Regions from separate parts of the Mus musculus genome. Here region 1 is linked to region 2. The links are chromatin loops, found by intact Hi-C in ENCODE. Cell type or tissue: heart. All regions are shown on one strand. Each heading gives the region's core, and the rest is flanking DNA. Links, peaks and the distances in the headings are about the cores only.

What was found. A loop is a pair of places that touch in the nucleus more often than their neighbours do. Peaks named below come from ENCODE experiments on the same cell type or tissue, not always from the same donor. Only the 100,000 strongest peaks of a DNase experiment are listed, where the experiment ranks them.
Region 1: a loop joins it to region 2, with 2.0 times the contacts of the local background. A loop is called at or near these places in 2 of 42 quality-filtered maps.

Annotation. Positions count from the first base shown.
Region 1 is chr4:55,159,408-55,167,731 of GRCm38, reverse strand. It overlaps the pseudogene Gm12509. Among named protein-coding and RNA genes, the nearest start is that of Gm12514, 24 kb to the right of the region's middle. In heart, for the core only: a CTCF peak has its summit at 4,737; no DNase peak of the experiment used is centred there.
Region 2 is chr4:55,072,652-55,081,185 of GRCm38, reverse strand. Zfp462 (zinc finger protein 462) reads right to left here. Exons shown (of 13, transcript NM_172867.3): 11 at 8,081-8,213; 12 at 1,799-1,922; 13 at 1-520. The coding sequence ends at 313. Among named protein-coding and RNA genes, the nearest start is that of Gm42289, 7.8 kb to the right of the region's middle. In heart, for the core only: no CTCF peak of the experiment used is centred there; DNase peaks (open chromatin) are centred at 3,045, 3,565 and 3,875; H3K27ac peaks cover 386 bases.

The sequences.
Region 1 (8,324 bases), core at 325-8,324, 86 kb before region 2:
CAGGGTTATTTTGTTTTGTTATTTATTTATTTATTTTGTTTTGTTATTTATTTATTTTGTTATTTTTAGTTGGTTTGTTTGTTTTGTTTTTTTTAAATAAAGCTTTAGTTTTTATAAAGTTGTAGAAATAACATCTACTTGCAAGAAATTGTGCAGAAAGAACCTTCCATTTCATTGGTAAAATAGTGAAAATACTAGCACACCAACACCATACATACTCTTTAGGATACTGAGAGTCATCTAGGCAAGACTTTTCACAAGGGTTCTTCATGCTCTGTGGTGGAGGCATGTAGGCACATGATGTGCACATGCGCGAGCACACACACACACACACTTTCCTACCTCCCCTCATCCCTAACAGCCACCCACGCACCTGTTCTCCATTTCTATAATTTTGTCATTTCAAGACTTATATAAATAGAATCAAACAATGGGTAACTTTTCAAGTTGGTTCTTTTCATACAAGGTAATTCTCCTTAGACTCATCCCGTTGCAGCCAGTGCCAGTAGATTTGATCATGTCTCAGTTAGATCCCAAGATATGAGTGTACCGCAGCTTTTTAACCATCCGTCCATTCAGGGACATGAAAGTTGTTTCTAATCTTTGGTTATTATGACTGTACTGTCTTCGCTAGGATTTCCTATTGCTGTCATAAAACACCATGACCAAAAGCAACTTGGGTAGAGAAAGGTTTGTCCCACTAACAGTTCATCACGAAGGGAAGTCAGGGAAGCAACACGGCAGGAGCTGAAGCAAAGACCAGGGAAGAGTTCTGCTTGTTGCCTTGCTCTCTCCTGGTAACTTGCTCAGCCTGCTTTCTCATACAACCCAGGGCCTGTCCATGGGTGACACCACCACCCACAGTGAGCTGGGCCTTCCCACCTCAACCCCCACAGGCTTGCCCATAGGCCAATCTGGTGGGGACATTTTTCTCAGTTGAAGTCTCCTTTTCTCTCAAATGACTCTAGTTTTGTGTCATGTTGACAAAAAATCTAACCAGGACATGTGCAGAGAGATCTCTGTATCAGTCCACGTCTTCATTTCTCTGGGCTAAGTGCCTGGGAGTACAGTTTCTGGGTCATATGGTATTTTATGTTTCCTTTCTTTTTTTTTTAAGTGCCAAAGTCATCGAGAGTGGCTTGCCAGCTTATATTTCCACCAACAATATGTACTTCTCTCCTCCTTGCGACCATTTGGTCTTGTCTGCTTTTCACCGTCGCTGTCCTGGTAGGTGTGTGGGGCTCCTAGCTGCAGCTTTAATTTGTATTTCTCTAACAGCTAATGGTGTTGAGCACCCGCCATGTGCATATTTTCCATCTGTGAACCCACTGCGCTGAAATGTCTTTCTATGTTTCCTGCCAATTTTATAATTGAATCCTTTTTTTTTTTTTTTTTTTTTTTTGGTCTTTACTGTTGAGTTTTGAATATTCTAGGTAGCTCTTTGTCAGGCAATGATTTTCTTTCTTTCAATGTGTCTTAGTTGTCTACCCTTGGGATCGGAGTTCTCAGCTCCCTAAAGCTCAGCTCATCCTCCATTCCTTCCTCAGAGTATTCTTTGAACTTCACATCCCCAAGGTGCTACTTAACCCCAGACGCCAAAGATTTTTCTCTCATTTTTTTCCCCTGAAGGCTTTGTGGTTTTACATTTTACTTTTAAACTTATGATCAATTTTGTTTTAATTGCAGTATTATGTATGAACCTTAAGTTTTATTTAATTTTGGTTCCTGGTTATCCAGTGGCTTGAACAATATTTATTGAAAAACCTAGAAGGTCATGATGGTACTCACTTTTAATCCTAACAGAGACAGAGGCAGGTGTATCTCTGTTTAAAGCCAGCTTACATAGCAAGTTATAGGCGAGTCAGGGCTATGTATATATATGTATTGGAGAGTTTTCTGTCTCCACAAAATAGCCTTACTGAGGTTTTGGAGAGGATTGTGTTAAGGCAGTGTAGACCTGGTGAATGAACTTCTTAGCCATGCTGAGCCCTCTAAGGCGTGACCCATTTATTTGTATCCTTTTTAATATTTGTCACCAAAGTGCATTTTCAGGCACAAGTCCTGCATATGTTCTGTTGGATTTACCTAAATAGTTTTGAGCAACTTGAGGGATACTTCACCTGGAAGTTCAATGTCTATGTGTTCATAATTAATGTCTAGAAATGCAGGTGAAAGGCTGGTAGAATGGCTCAGTGGGAAAAGGTGATTGCCCCCAAGCCTGATCTCCAGAGATCAATCCCAGGTCCAGCTGCTGGAAGGAAGGTAGAGCACATCTTTAATCCCAACACTCGGGAGGCAGAAGCAGGTGGATCTCTTGAGTTCAAAGCCATCCTGGTCTACACAGCTGAATTCCAAGCCATCCAGGGCTAGTGAGATCCTGTCTTCACACACACACACACACACACACACACACACACACACACACACACACACACACACACACAAAACAAAAATTTTACAAAGAGGCCTGGAGCCATGACTCTGTGGCTAAGATCACTCACTGCTCTCACAGAGGACCTGGGTTCCACTCCCCGCAGCAAGCACATGGTGGCTCACAGTTGTCTGCAACTCCAGCTCTAAAGGATTTGACACCATCTTCTGACCTCCTCCGGCACTAGGCATACCTATGATGCACATAAGTACACACAGGAAGTCATCCTAAATAAATAAATAAATAAATAAATAAATAAATAAATAAATAAATAAATAAATAAATAAAAGTAAATCTTCAAGATACGTACATAAATGCTGGTGACTTTTACATGCATCAGCTCTGAGATTCAGGAAGGCAGGTCTATCGAGTTTTCTACATGAACTACTGTGTTATCTACAAATATGGACAGTTTTACTCTTCCAGCTGCTCTAAGTTTTATTTCCATTTCTTGTTTTAAAAACTATTTGTTTGTGTTTTAAGTTCATTGGTGTTTCGTCTGCATGTATGTCTGTGTGAGGGTGTCAGATCACCTGGAACTGGAGTTACAGACTATTGTGAGCCACCATGTAGGTGTTGGGAATCGAACCCAGGTTCACTGGAAGAGCAAGCAGCCAGTGCTCTTAACCACTGAGCCATCTCTCTAACGCCCACTATTTCCATTTCTTAACTTGTTTCATCCATTCTTATTGGACTGTATCAAATAAGAGAGAAGTCCATGGCTTGCTTCTCTCATGGGTGAAATTGCTCAGCCTTCAACATTTAGTATGTATACTGTTAACTATTTTGTACAGATTGTTTACCAATGTGAAGAGATCCCTTTCATACCTAGTTTGCTAAGCGCTGTTTCCTGTTATTATTTTTTAAAGATTTATTTATTTATTTATTTATTTATTTATTTATTTATTTATTTAATGTGTATGAGTACACTGTAGCTTTACTGATGGTTGTAAGCCACCATGTGGTTGCTGGGATTTGAACTCAGGACCTTCGAAAGAGCAGTCAGTGCACTTAACCACTGAGCCATCTCTCCAGCCCTGTTATTTTTTTAAAAATCATTTTAGGGTTTTTTTTTTTTCAATAGCACATTTTTACTTTCTCATCATGCTAGAGACCGGAAGTCTATCAGCTTTTTAAGTTAATCGTTATTATGCATATAAAAAGTAGGCTTTCTTCTGACATTTTCAAACATATATACCATATACATCAATTATTTCTCCACCTCTCTGAAATAGCCCCTTATACTTTCACATCTCATATTCTTTTAAATATCTAGATTGTATATATGAATGACAGCTTACATTCTGTTTCTCTGAGTCTGTCTGAAGTCACTTACTATGATGATCTTCAGTTCCAATGATCACTTTCCTGTAAATTGGGTAATTGTATTTTTTATGGCTGACTAATATTCCATTGTATGTATCTATCACATTTTACCCCCCCTTTTTTTTAGTTAGAAACAGTTTAGATAAATATTCCAGATAAACCCCACATTTTCAGACCAGAAGATGTCAATACATTCAACAAAAGCAATATAATTTACTACTCTGAATTTTACAGAGTAATAATCCAGATGCATTTTGATTAGCTGGTTGAAGATCCTCCCTGTGTTACATTTTACAGACAGAACAAATCTCTTATAAGAATATAAACAACTCTTTTCAAAAGGGCGAACATGAGAACTTTAGTCCATTCCTTCAGGGCTTCACTTCTGTCTGGTCTTCCTGATGGGGAATGACTCCTTTTAGGTGTTGGAGATATGAATTTTGGTTGGTTGCTTCTTGAACATGAAATACCCCTGGTTCTTGAGCCAGACCTTAAAAGAGACTCAGACCTGTATTGTCCAGGAGATGGTGATGTTGACCCCTTCCCTGGCTTCTGCTGTGTGAGAGTGCCACCTTCCCATGGATAGGCAACCTGACTCTTCCTTCCCTGCTTCTTCTTGGATGGCTATAGCAATGATAGTCAGAAGCATAATGTCTCTTTTCACCACACTCATGGCATCTACCATTAGGATCCAAGGGGAGCTAGTCAGGTGCCTAACAAAATGAGATCTCTGAAGCATTCTTGTTGATAGTTCATCCTTACTGGAGGACCACAGATCAGCTTGCCATCCAGTCCTCGAACTGCATCTTCTGCATTTCTGGGATCCTCAGATTCCACAAAGGCAATTCCTGGAGCATTTCTCACAGTCCATACTGTTCTTAAGAAACCTGGGAATTGAAAGCCCTTCCTAATTTTTCTTTTCCAGCACCAATTCCCAGGTTGCCAATGCAAACCTTGGTTTCTCCTCTCAATGGCCACCTGGCACCACTAGGTGAAGATCGGTCTTCTTACTCAGCTCAAGCTAGCCACACCCACAGCTCAGTTAGCGTGGAAGCTGGAACACATCCTAACTCATCAACACTACTTACACTTTGTCTCTTTAGTCATGAGTCGAGAGTTGGATTTTGTAAAACACTTTTCCTGTTTCATGACTTTTCTTTAACCATTTCAAGTGGTCCACTGTATTGATTAGCAAATCCTAAGAACGCTTTATAGTTCCTGGAATAAATCTACTTGCTCATTGCACATAATTCTTTTCATATATTGATGAATTCTGTTTGCCAACATTTTGTTGAGGACTTTGTCAGCTGTGTCTGGAAGAGCTATTGTTCTGTCTTACATCTGGTTTGGGTATCAGGACAGTCAGTACTTTGTGCCCTGATTGGAGGGGGATCCCTTCCTGTTTTCTTGAAGGCCATGTAAGACTGATACTGTTTTTTCTTTATACAGGTGTTAGAATTTTTCAGTAAACTATCTGGACAAGAAAATTTCCTTCTGGGGGAAAGTTTAAGACTATGACCTCAATGTCTTTCATAGTTACAGGATTGCAAAAGTATTTCATGGTGGCAAGCCGGAGAGATACATGACTTACACACAGTGCATTTCCATAGTCCAATCAAGTATGTGAAGCTATTCATAACAGCTCTACATCGCTGCTTCAGTTATCGTAATGTTTAATCCTAGTATTGGCAGTTTTCTTTTTATTATCGGTGCTGTCAGAGGATTGCCAGTTTTATGGGAGCGTCTTTGGGACAGTGCTTCTTCGTGACTTTTTTGTTGTTGTTTATAATTATTTGGTTCCCACTTTCTCAATTTCTTTTTACTACTTTTAAAAAATGATTTATCTTGCTATTTTAATTATGTGTGGGAGTGTGTTATATACATGAGGTCGAGTGCCTAGGGAGACTAGAAGCACTAGGTTCCCTGGAGCTGCCTGACATAGATGTGGGAAAAGAAGCTTGGGTCCAGGAAGAATAGTGTGTGCTCTGTGGTGGTTGCAATGTGCTTGACCCATGGGAAATAGCCCTATTAGGAGGTATGTACCATTATTGGAGGAGGCGTGACATTGATAAAGGAAGTATGTCACTGTGGGGATGGGCTTTGAGGCTCCTATGCTCAGCCTTCACCCAGTGTGGAATGAGAGTCTCTTTGCTACTTTCAGTTCAAGATGTAAAACTCTTGCCAGGCATGGTGGTGCACGCCTTTAATCCCAGCACTTGGAGGCAGAGGCAGGTGGATTTCTGAGTTTGAGGCCAGCCTGGTCTACAAAGTAAGTTCCAGGACAGCCAGAGCTATACAGAGAAACCCTGTCTCGAAAACAAACAAACAAACAAACAAACAAACAAACAAAAAAGATGTAGAACTATTAGCTTCTCCAGTCTGTCTGGATGCTGCCGTGCTTCCCACAGTGATGATAATGGACTGAACCTCTGAACCTGTAAGCCAGCCCTAATGAAATGTTTGCCTTTATAAGAGTTGCCTTGGTCATGGTTCTCTTCAGAGCAATAAAACCCTAACTAAGCCGTGCTCTTAACAGCTGAGCTATCTCTTCAGCTCCTGTTTTGATTTTATTTTCTCTTCTTCTTTTTCTTCTTCTTTTACCTTGAGGGGGAGCTTAAATGGCTGAGCCATCTTGCTACCTGTCTTCCTTCCTAGCATAAGCAGATAGTGATATATAGTTCTCTCTCAGAGCAGCTGTTATTGTGTCCTGTATATTTTAGAGTATTGTACTTTTACTTTTTTTTTAGTTCTATGATTTATTTTTTTTTCTCCTTAGACTTATTTAACCTGTGAATAACTTAGAAATACATTGTTTAGTTTCATGCGTTTGGAGATTTTTACTGTTGTCTTTCAGTTATTAACTTGTGTTTCATTCCATTATGGTTGGGAAACACCCCATATCATTTCAATCATTCTAAATTTGTCTAGGTTATTTTGAAGCACAGTGTGGCCTATTTTGAAATATATTGCATTGGCCTTTGGAAATAGTATACACTGGTTTTCGGTAGGTTCTGTTGGTTAATAGTGTGTGTGTGTGTGTGTGTCTGTGACTCAGTGGGTGACTATGTGGCTGTGTGTGTCTCTGTGTAGGTGTGTCTGTGTGTATGTGTGTGTTGATTGTGAAGTTGGTTTCGGGTTTCCTGTTTGGTTGGATTGGTTGTTGTTCTTTAACATTACCAGTTTTTCTGTCTAATTGTTCTATTGCTGTTGAAATAAGGTCTTCGAAATTTTAAATATAACCATGCCTTGATGTGTCTATTTCTCTTAGTCTTGCCTGTTTTAATTCACACATTTTCAAGTCTATGCTCTCTCCCTTCCCCTCTCTCCACCTCTCCTCTCTAGTCTTTATTTTATTTCTTTTTCTGTTGTTTTAATTAATGAATTTAGGGCTGTGGTCTTCTTGGCAACTTGACAGTTTTACCATGAAATAGTGTCCCATTCTGTCTCTGCTTTTTTTTGTCCCAAACTCTAATATGAACACACCAGCTCCTGTTTTCTTTGGATTAATATTTGGCTCCTTTTACTCTCACTTGCCTGATATAATTGAGAGGAGTTTCTTTGAGGTAGCGTATAATTGGGTTGTGTTATTTGATCAAGTCTAGCCATTTCTGCATTTTAATTGCTAAACTTAAATCATTTACAGTCGGTGTAGCTGTTAATATATTCCCAATGAGAGTGAATTTTATTTTCTGGTTTTAGTTCCCTGAAGAGAAGTAAGACCCAGGTGAACTCACAAAGACCGAGACAACATGCACAAGAGCTGCACAGGTCAAACGGACAAACTCTCCATGATGGGAAGAGGAAGTAGACGCAAAATTCGACCAGTAACCAGTAAGCTACTTGCAACTTATACTGGCTGCTGCAGGCAAAATCAGGTTTTCTCCAGTGGAGTATCTCTGGCTATGTCAGCAACATCCAGGGCGGCTCCCATACCCAAAAGTAGTCAGCTGGTGGCCAATACAAAGCAAACTTTATAGCTTTTGTATAGCTTTTGTTTTGTTTTACTAGTTTTTTTATTTGTTTTGATTTTTTGGGATATATATCTATATCTATGTCTATGTCTATGTCTATGTCTATGTCTATGTCTATGTCTATGTCTATGTCTATGTCTATGTCTATGTCTATGTCTATGTCTATGTCTATGTCTATGTCTATGTCTATGTCTATGTCTATCTCTATCTCTATCTCTATCTCTATCTCTATCTCTATCTCTATCTCTATCTCTATCTATATCTATATCTATATCTATATCTATATCTATATCTATATCTATATCTATATCTATATCTATATCTATATGTTGAGAGCAAGACAGTGAGAGTAAGAGAGTTGATGTGCAGAGAATCTGGGAAGAGTTGGGTTGGGAACTGGGGAACAATGTCATAAAAACATATGACAATTTTTAAATAAAAAATATTTCATTTTTTAAAAAAGATTTTTGTTTTTCTATATTCTTTTTGTTGTCTTTCATTAAGGTACTTGAATATTTACTTGATCTCGATTTCAAAACGATAATACTCTGAGTGGAAGACTATGTCTTTGCTAGTGTGTGGCTTGGAGGTTGTGT
Region 2 (8,534 bases), core at 1-8,000:
GTCACGGAGACCACCGTGCCCACGGGAGGTACTTCCCAAACCGCAGCAGATGAAAATCTCCGTGGTGAAGATCCGGAAGGAAGGATGTCGTGACAGGAAAGGAGCCACATATTCCAACCATTTAAATAACTTTAATTTACATACTCACTCACACAGGTACCAGTGCTTTGAAAATAGATTGTTCAGTCCTAAAAGCAGCTTTGTTCTGTCTTCTTCTCTCCTCTGTCTGTCCCCTCCCTTCTCAGCCCACGCCGGCCCGCCCACATTTTCATCACGGTTCAAGTAAGGTTTGATAAGAATTTCACCAAACTCTTATTCGTTTTTGGCCTCTGCATCCTCCAGGAGAGATTTGTCGGCAGCCACTACACAGATGGTTACTGTTTCGCTCTTTAAGGGAAAGTCTATCCCAATTGGCTCATCGTCTTCCTTGGCCTCTATGGAGGGCAGCTGCATACTCTCCTCCACCATCTCCTTTGTATGGATTTCGTTCCTGCTCACTTGGTTGGTATCATGCAATGACCTGGAAAAGCAAACCAGCAGACATGCTGATAAGCCAGGTGTGGTGGCACAAGGCTCTCATTCCCGCAATTAAGTGGTGGAGGCGGGAGGCTCAGGAGTGGTGAGCATGCGCTCCTGTAGGCCCAGCCTAAGTTCAGACATCGTCATCTTTTCTGTGTGTGATTTCAGACAGAGTATCTCAGGACATTCCAAACACGCTAGGCTAGCGTCCCTACTAAGCACAACTCTCTCTGCCTCCCCAGAGCTGGGATTACAGACACACGGCATCATGCCCAGCTTACTAACCTGCACTCTGGGCATGGAGCTGAAACCCTAAGCATTTTATGATCTTCCTGGCTTCTCATGCTTTTTCTAATCAAATTAAACACTCATCTCTCTTTCCTCTCTGATCCTGAAAGTGCACTGAAGTTTCCTGTGAATGAATTCTGTGTGTATATTACTAAATTGCTGGTGACTTTCTATTTGTTATGTGTAGAGCTCTTTCTGATGACTGGGACCCCTAAAAATATCCAGTGTTTGTCCTGTGCTTTGATTATGCCATGTTTTGTTTCCAAATTAATATAACTGTCTCACACTCAGATCTGTCAGCTGAACTCAGAAGCTAAGGTATTGGCCAATAAGGATTAAGACAAAAGGAACAACTCTGATATTGAAGTTTTTTTTTTAGTCAAGTCTATTTTAATAAATCATTCAAACACACAAAAGCTAAAAACCTGCAGGCATCAACTGTGACTTGAGAAACTTAGTTATGTTCTCAGAGGTGTGGGCACTGCATGGCCATTATCTCATACAAACCACACATTCGTTCTCTTGTCTGGTGGACTAAGGAAGGGTTCTTTGTGCAAACGGACAATTCGATTTTCACAGTGGTTAGGTCAGAACCTGACAGGCATGCTCTCAGTTACTGGGAGGCGGGTATGGAATGGCGCTGTGTCTCTGAGGTAAGTCTTGGCATGCCCAGGGCCATTCACAGAAGTGGGCACACACAGAAGCCAGAGATTCAGACCACCATCCACATTTCTCTCAGAGAACGAGATCCAATTGCAAAGAAAAGGGACACACTACCTTTCAGTCTGGGGGCTTTGAATGTGACAGGATGGTCATTTTAAAAATTAACAAAGAAGGAGGAATCTGCTTTCTCAGTCTTCACTGCCTGCCCTCCATGCTCAGTAAGGTGATACCAGGTGGTGGGGGTAGGAGCTCTTTGTACTATTAGGGGACTCTTGCCTTCCTCCCACCCTCTCGCTTGGGACAAAGGTCTTCTTGGTGCCCAACTTACATGCCGTGTCTCAACACGTGTCTTTCCCACTCAGAGCCCTGTGAGAACGCCCGTCCACAGAATTCACATGGAAATCGCTTCTCTGTGTTCACACCAGGCCCCCGGTCTGCAAATCTCATCAGCTCTGCAAACAGAGAGAAAAGACCAGCATTTCCTTTGTGTTTCTGGAAATCTAGAGAGGATCAGTCAGCATTCACTGGAAAATATTTCCCGACTTACCTGGGAAGCTAAACCGGAAGCCATTGGCAGGTACTGCCAGACTCCCCACTGACTCTGGGCTTCTCTGAAGGACACTTCCAGAGTAGAGCTGAATAGGAGCTGTCCTGCTTCAGTCACTTATTATGCAACAAGTCTCCTTATTTATGCAACTTCTGCTATCATCAACAACCCAGGTTCCTTCTGGCCAGAAAAGGCTCCTTGGCTTACTCTAAGACCCTTTACATCTCTTTTCTAATTAACTCATCCCTTCTGCAGGGTCTGACCAAGGGCTTGACAGCTCGGCAGCTACTCAGTGTGAATTTGAAACAGGGCTATCTGCTCACTAAGAAGAAAATAGACCACAGAAAGCGCCCAACCTGGTTCTACAGAGTAGGCCACAGGACTTCTTCGTATTTCAAGTTAGGCCAAAGCATCACAACATGTGTACCTCCTTTGTCGGATGGATAGGAGCCCTGCAGAGACCCTCCTGGGTGGTACCCTAAGCAACGCTGAGGTTGGGCCGCCGGGAGCTTATATAAAAGCATGTCTGGGACATTGAGATGTCTCAGTAGATTAATGTTGCCTGCTCCCAGGCTCCATGACCGGAGTTTGATCCCTGGAGCCCACATAGTGGGAGACAAAAACCACCAACTCCTGCAAATTGTGCTTGGACCTCCACGTGTACAACTCTCTCACACATACGATAAATAAACACATGTAATAATAACTAATGATAAGAAAAGCAAGCATGTCCCCAGCCACTGACAGATCCTGGCCAACCGCCCAGTATTTATTTCTCAACCGGTGATATTCACAAGTACTGGGATACGCAGACATTTCTGAATGGGTCTGGTGTACACAGCAAATATTGGTCTAGCTGTTTTCTTCACTCCTGTGATGCTGCCACATGTGAGGGGCCTTATACACATGGATTGGCTAGCGAATTGTTTATAAGCCACACCTCCTGGCAAGCTCAAAGATGAGGGTTTACGTGGCCTTTGTGCTGTCCTTAGTCCTAAGCCCAGATGTCTTTCATTAGCCCACTGAGGGCCAAGTCTTCACACGGATAGTAAGTAGCAGACTACACAGTTCTGAAAAAAGGGTGGAGCTTGGGGAAACGTGATCATTTTCATCTCTGATTACCGTGGGCCCCTCAGCAGATTAGACGTCACAGGAAGACAACTTCTGATTGAAATGCCCCATATTTCATGAAATCTTCCAGACATTAGCTAGGACTCTGGGATGCCTTCATCCACTTCACAAGAAAGCTACGTGAACAGGGCCAGTTCTCACAAAAGACAAGGCATTCTCTCACAAATTAAGAAGATCACCACACAAGCCATTAAAAATAATTGCACAGACTATCTTCCTTGATTCTTTTCACTGGAAATGACACAGCGCCATCTGGTCTGCGCATTAATTCCTTAGCAGGGATTATCTTGGGCAAGAAATCAACAGAATGCCTTCCTGACTCCTCCTAGTTGCATAATGAGAGGGGGCAGGGTGGGCGGCGTTCTGCTTGGGTTCCTTTCAATTTCTTCGTGCGTGCGTGGCTTCTCTCTGAAATTCCCAGGCTGATCTTGCTGTGTGTCTATTCTGAGTACAGTCCTCAGCTCTCATGTCTGGGAAGGAACTGGGGAACAGGAAGGCCATGAACTCCCCAACCAAAGGTGTCTATATGAACGTCCAAATGATTCACAAGGAGAATGGAGCTGGTACTTGATCCTCTGCCCTCAGGAAACATGAAGCCGGTCATCTATTGTCTCCAAGGGCACATGCTAAGCTTCATCCTCACAGAAGAAGCCAGTCTACCTGTCACATCTCAAATCACTCTCCCTCAGCCTGAGAGCTGAGCTAATAGCCCCTCGTGCACTCTGCCAGAAGCCAGGATGTCTGGCAAAAACACCCCAGGCTATTGTTGGCCCTGTCTTCTTGGCAACAATCTACTGAGGTGGTGGAAGATTGATTCTAGGTTGTTTCCAAAGAGAAGGAGATAGGACAAAGGGAACCGTTCTTGCAAGGATGTGTGACAGGGAAGGGACAGTTTCAGCTTGCAATTCCCAAGGTACTCAAGTCAGTCCCTCATACACAACTTGTCTACCCAAGGAGGAGTTTTTCTTCTTTTGTTTAGGTCTCTGGATGTAGACATGACACTTTCAGAGGGAAGTAGAAGCCAGGCTGTTCGCCCTAATTCCATCTCGTGTGAAGCCGAAAGCCCAGTGGATAGACTGAGATCAAGCTGGACAAGCAGGAAGATGTGCTTGCTACCTCACATATTTCAGACGCGGTGTTTTCTCATGGCCTAAGCTTGTTTTATTTGTTTTGGGGGAGAGCATTGGGAAATGGAGGGCTCTGGAATGCTGATGGCTTCAGAAATAGCCTAGGCGTAGCCTTAGACATGAAGAAAGTCAAAATATCCAAGAAGGAATCTTTTATCTCATCAAGAGGGACAAGCAGAGCCCGAGTACCAGGAAGAAAAAGAAGCTTTTGTAGACTCACTCAGAAGCATCCTGTCTCCCTCTCCCTGAGGACAGCCAAAACAGTGAAGAGATGTTAAGGATTTGTTGTGAAGAACATATTTGTTAAAAGGTTAAAAAAAAAAGAAGGAAAGAAGGAAGGAAGGAAGGAAGGAAGGAAGGAAGGAAGGAAGGAAGGAAGGAAGGAAGGAAGGAAGGAAGGAAGGAAAAGAAATAAGGCATACTTCTGAGATCACAAGCATTTCCCTTATAAGAAATGGCCCTGAGTCAACCTACAGGAGAGGCTTTTGTTTTATGCAGTCTTGCAGGTTGACCACAGCAAGCAGCTTTTGACAAGTTAGCACGTTTTGGCTGTAAGCCTTGGCTCTCTATGTTAGTTGGAGATTGAAGGACCCAACTAGATCCCTTGATTATCACAGTGGGAGGGTAGGGACAAAAAAAACCACAGAAGAAAATGGCCTCAGGAAGACCTGCTCAGGTCTGCTAGATATTCTGCCATGGGGCCTTAGTCTAGCCCAAGGGCTAGTGCATTTCATGACTAGCGTCTCTTTAAAAAAAGAACACGTTAGCACTCTAAGGGGTTGAAGATGTGTGTAGTGTTAAGAGATCTGCTCTGGAACAACAAGACTGAGATTTACCCTTCAGTGGGTTTATTATCTATCTTCTTACCTTACTTTAGATAGGTTTTAAGTTTGTCAGAACTCTTATTTATTAGGTCCATGTCTTGGATGCCATGCCATTTAATTAATGTTTTTGGCACTCTTAAAATCCACGGCCTCTCACACCACAGGCAAGAATTTTATCACTGAGTTACATCTACCCTTCGCTTTCCATTGTAACGTCAAGGTAACTAGAAAAGACCCCATATAGCCATAACAACCTAGAGTGAACACGATAAGAAGTTCGAGGCACTCCATTCCGTGACTTTAAGATACTTAAGGAAAGACAAGGTCACCAAAACAGCTTGACAGTAACCTAGAATCAGTTTCATGGAGCAATGGAATAGGAACACTCTCTCAGTCAATTGAGCTTTGAGAAAGTTGCCAATATCACTATCAGGCACCACAGGCAGAAGAAAGAAACTAGATCCTGACCTCCCAGATGGAAAAACAATCAACTCCAAATCAGTAAGAGATTGAAACATAGGTCCTAAAACCACAAAAGTTGCTGGAGGAAAACTCGGGGGAAATCTCCAGGACACCGGTTGTCCATGATTTTCTCTTTAAAGTTTTTTACATGACCCCCCAAATCACATGTAACGGAAGAAAAAAATAGGCAAATGCTAGCTGAATCCAGCTGGAAAGTTTCTGTTCTGCCAAGGAAACGTCAGAAAGAAAAGGCAAGCCACAGAAGAGGAGGAGAATCTGTAGACCACACACTGGTCACAGGGTCAGCATCCGGGTCCTATGAAGAAGTCAACCAACTCAGTCAATAATTGAGTGAACAATTTCCCCAATTAAGAAATGGACACAGGCTCTGTATAAGCATGTCTCAGAAGATAAGCAAACAGACATCAGCAATATAATGGCACTCCACATCCTGAACAAGGGGGGAATGCAAATTCCAACCTTAAGTACTGCCCCATAGCAGTTAGAGTGTCCATTACCTAAAGGAGGAAAGAGAACAAGTGTTGGGGAAGGTAAAGAAAGAACAATGCTGTGGACTAGTAGCAAATTTGGGCAGCCATTATGGAATACTGTATGTAAGTTTCTCAGCAATCTCACTGCTGAGTCAACACACAAAGACAATGAAATGAATGAAGGGAATATCACCAAGAGATGTCCAGGGTTCATCTCAGCATTATTCACAACAGCAAAGACATAGAACTCATTTGAGTGGCCAGTTGTCGATGAAGGGATACAGAAAACATGACATGATGCCCACTGGCATATCATTTATACCATTCCACTTTAAGACAAGAACTCCTGTCATTTGTGACAACATGGATGAGGATTATATGTTGAAGGAAATGAACCAGGCATAAATGCAAATACCAATTTATTTCACTCCATGTGAAGCCTCAGTCAAATTCAGTGATTCAGACTGTGGAATGGACATTTTTGTTGGAGTGGACATTTCCAAAGCCCAAGGTTGGGGTCCTGGGGACATACTGCTCAAAGGACATTAAATTTCAGGCAGATAGGAAGAATGAGTGAGTTTAGGAGATCAATTGTGTGGCGTGATGACTATAACCAATAATGCTACTGCAGTTTTAAATTGCTCAGTTGATTAAGATCTTATTCCCTAAGATAAGTGAGGAAAAAATGTTAACTAACTTCATTTGGCCATTCTGCAATGTGCACCTATTTTAAATCATAAATACACACATTTTTTTAAACCTGTCAACTAAAACTAAAGAAAATACCAAAGTTTTACGCCAGAAGCTTTTAAGTTAAAAATCTATACATTGATCACCCTAGGAGACAGACACTGCTATTATCATTGTCACTGTCACTATTATTTGAGAGCTGGTGAACTCACAAAGACAGAAAGCAAAGTCCTGGGGGCCAAGATCCAGTGGGGTAGCTTCAGAACCCTTCGTATTACAGGACTAAAGAAACGAGGCTCGGCAGTGGCCGCTAATACTATTCTTCTCATCCCTACAATGGTAGTGGCTATTATGCGTTTCGCTCATATTTACAGTATCAATGCGTGAACTATTTTGCTCAACCTGCAGTAACTTAAGGAACATATACCAACTTATATTCTTTCTTTTTAATTTTGAGTATGTGTGTGGGTGTGGGCATGCCAGAGGAAAGAGTCTGATCTCTCAGAACTGGAGTTACAGGTGGTTGTGAGCTGACGGAAATGGGTGCCGGGGACGGAGCTCAGGTTCTTAAGAGGAGCAAGCACTCTGAGCTGCTGGGCCCTCCTCTCTCCAGCCCTTCCACTCCCCATCTCAACCTGTGCTTTTATATACTCTGAGATGCCCACAGTATTCTATAAAGAATAAACAAGGATAAGTCTCTAGATCACACACACATGCTTTCTGCAATTAAACACATTTTGGAGTCTTCTTATCTTAGAATAATGGGAGAGAGGCAGGGTTGGAGCAATAGTTCAAAATGTCGATAAAACCTTCGCTGGTGTTTTTTGCAAATACAGGAGAGGGTGAGACACTGTCTCTTCCTCTTGGCAGAGTGAAAACAGAGCCCTAAGGGGCTAAGGAAATGGCCCTGCAGGGGGGACATGTATAATGTCCAAGTTCATTACCGGCTCTCACTATGACCCCAGCAGCAATCCAAGTTCAAACTCATTCCTCGATAGCACTACCATGCCATTCATCTTGCTCCTTGCTGTCTGCATCCTGAAGGCTCCTCAGACACTAGTTTTCCTTGCTAGGAACCATATATATATATATATTTTTTCTTAGCACACATACATCTATAATTGGAAAGGAAATATCTGTTTTCCTTGGAGTTTCTATAGCTGGTAATAGTTTGTAAAGACAGGGCCCCTGATGGTGCCTAAGCCAGTCTGTTCTGCTGCTTAACCAAGAAGGATCCTTCCTTCTGTTCTTCCCACAGCAGCCTCCTGCCTCCCCCTTCTGTCTCACTGTGGACATTCTGGGTGCCATCTGGGACTCGGAGAGCAGGGTAAGACTAACCTCTGTCCTCAGCCTTGCTGCTCATTTCGTCGTCCTTGTCCTCGTCCTCGCTGCTGGAACTCTCAATCTTCTCCTTCATCTGTTCCAGCTGATCCAAGTTCACCCGGCCAACCAGCTCAAAGTTCCGGCTCACCTGAAAAAGGGCCAAGCAGATGATGGAGAGATGAACCACAGACTGCACGGCCACTCATGGAGGAGATCTTTCCAGCACAATCTCCCCTATATGTTTTTTTTTTTTTTTTTTTTTTTTTGCATCCGGGTCCAGACAAGCTAGGAATCTGAGAGATCGTTTCTTCATTCTGACTTTGAGAGACAGACCTGTCCTTGGCTTCCCATTCCAACACTGGACCTCCTCACCAAACTTGTGAGACTCAGGTACAAAAAAACCAGAGAGATCCCAGAGCATCACAAAACATATCGCACTGCATCAACACTGAATTGAAAATGTAACATG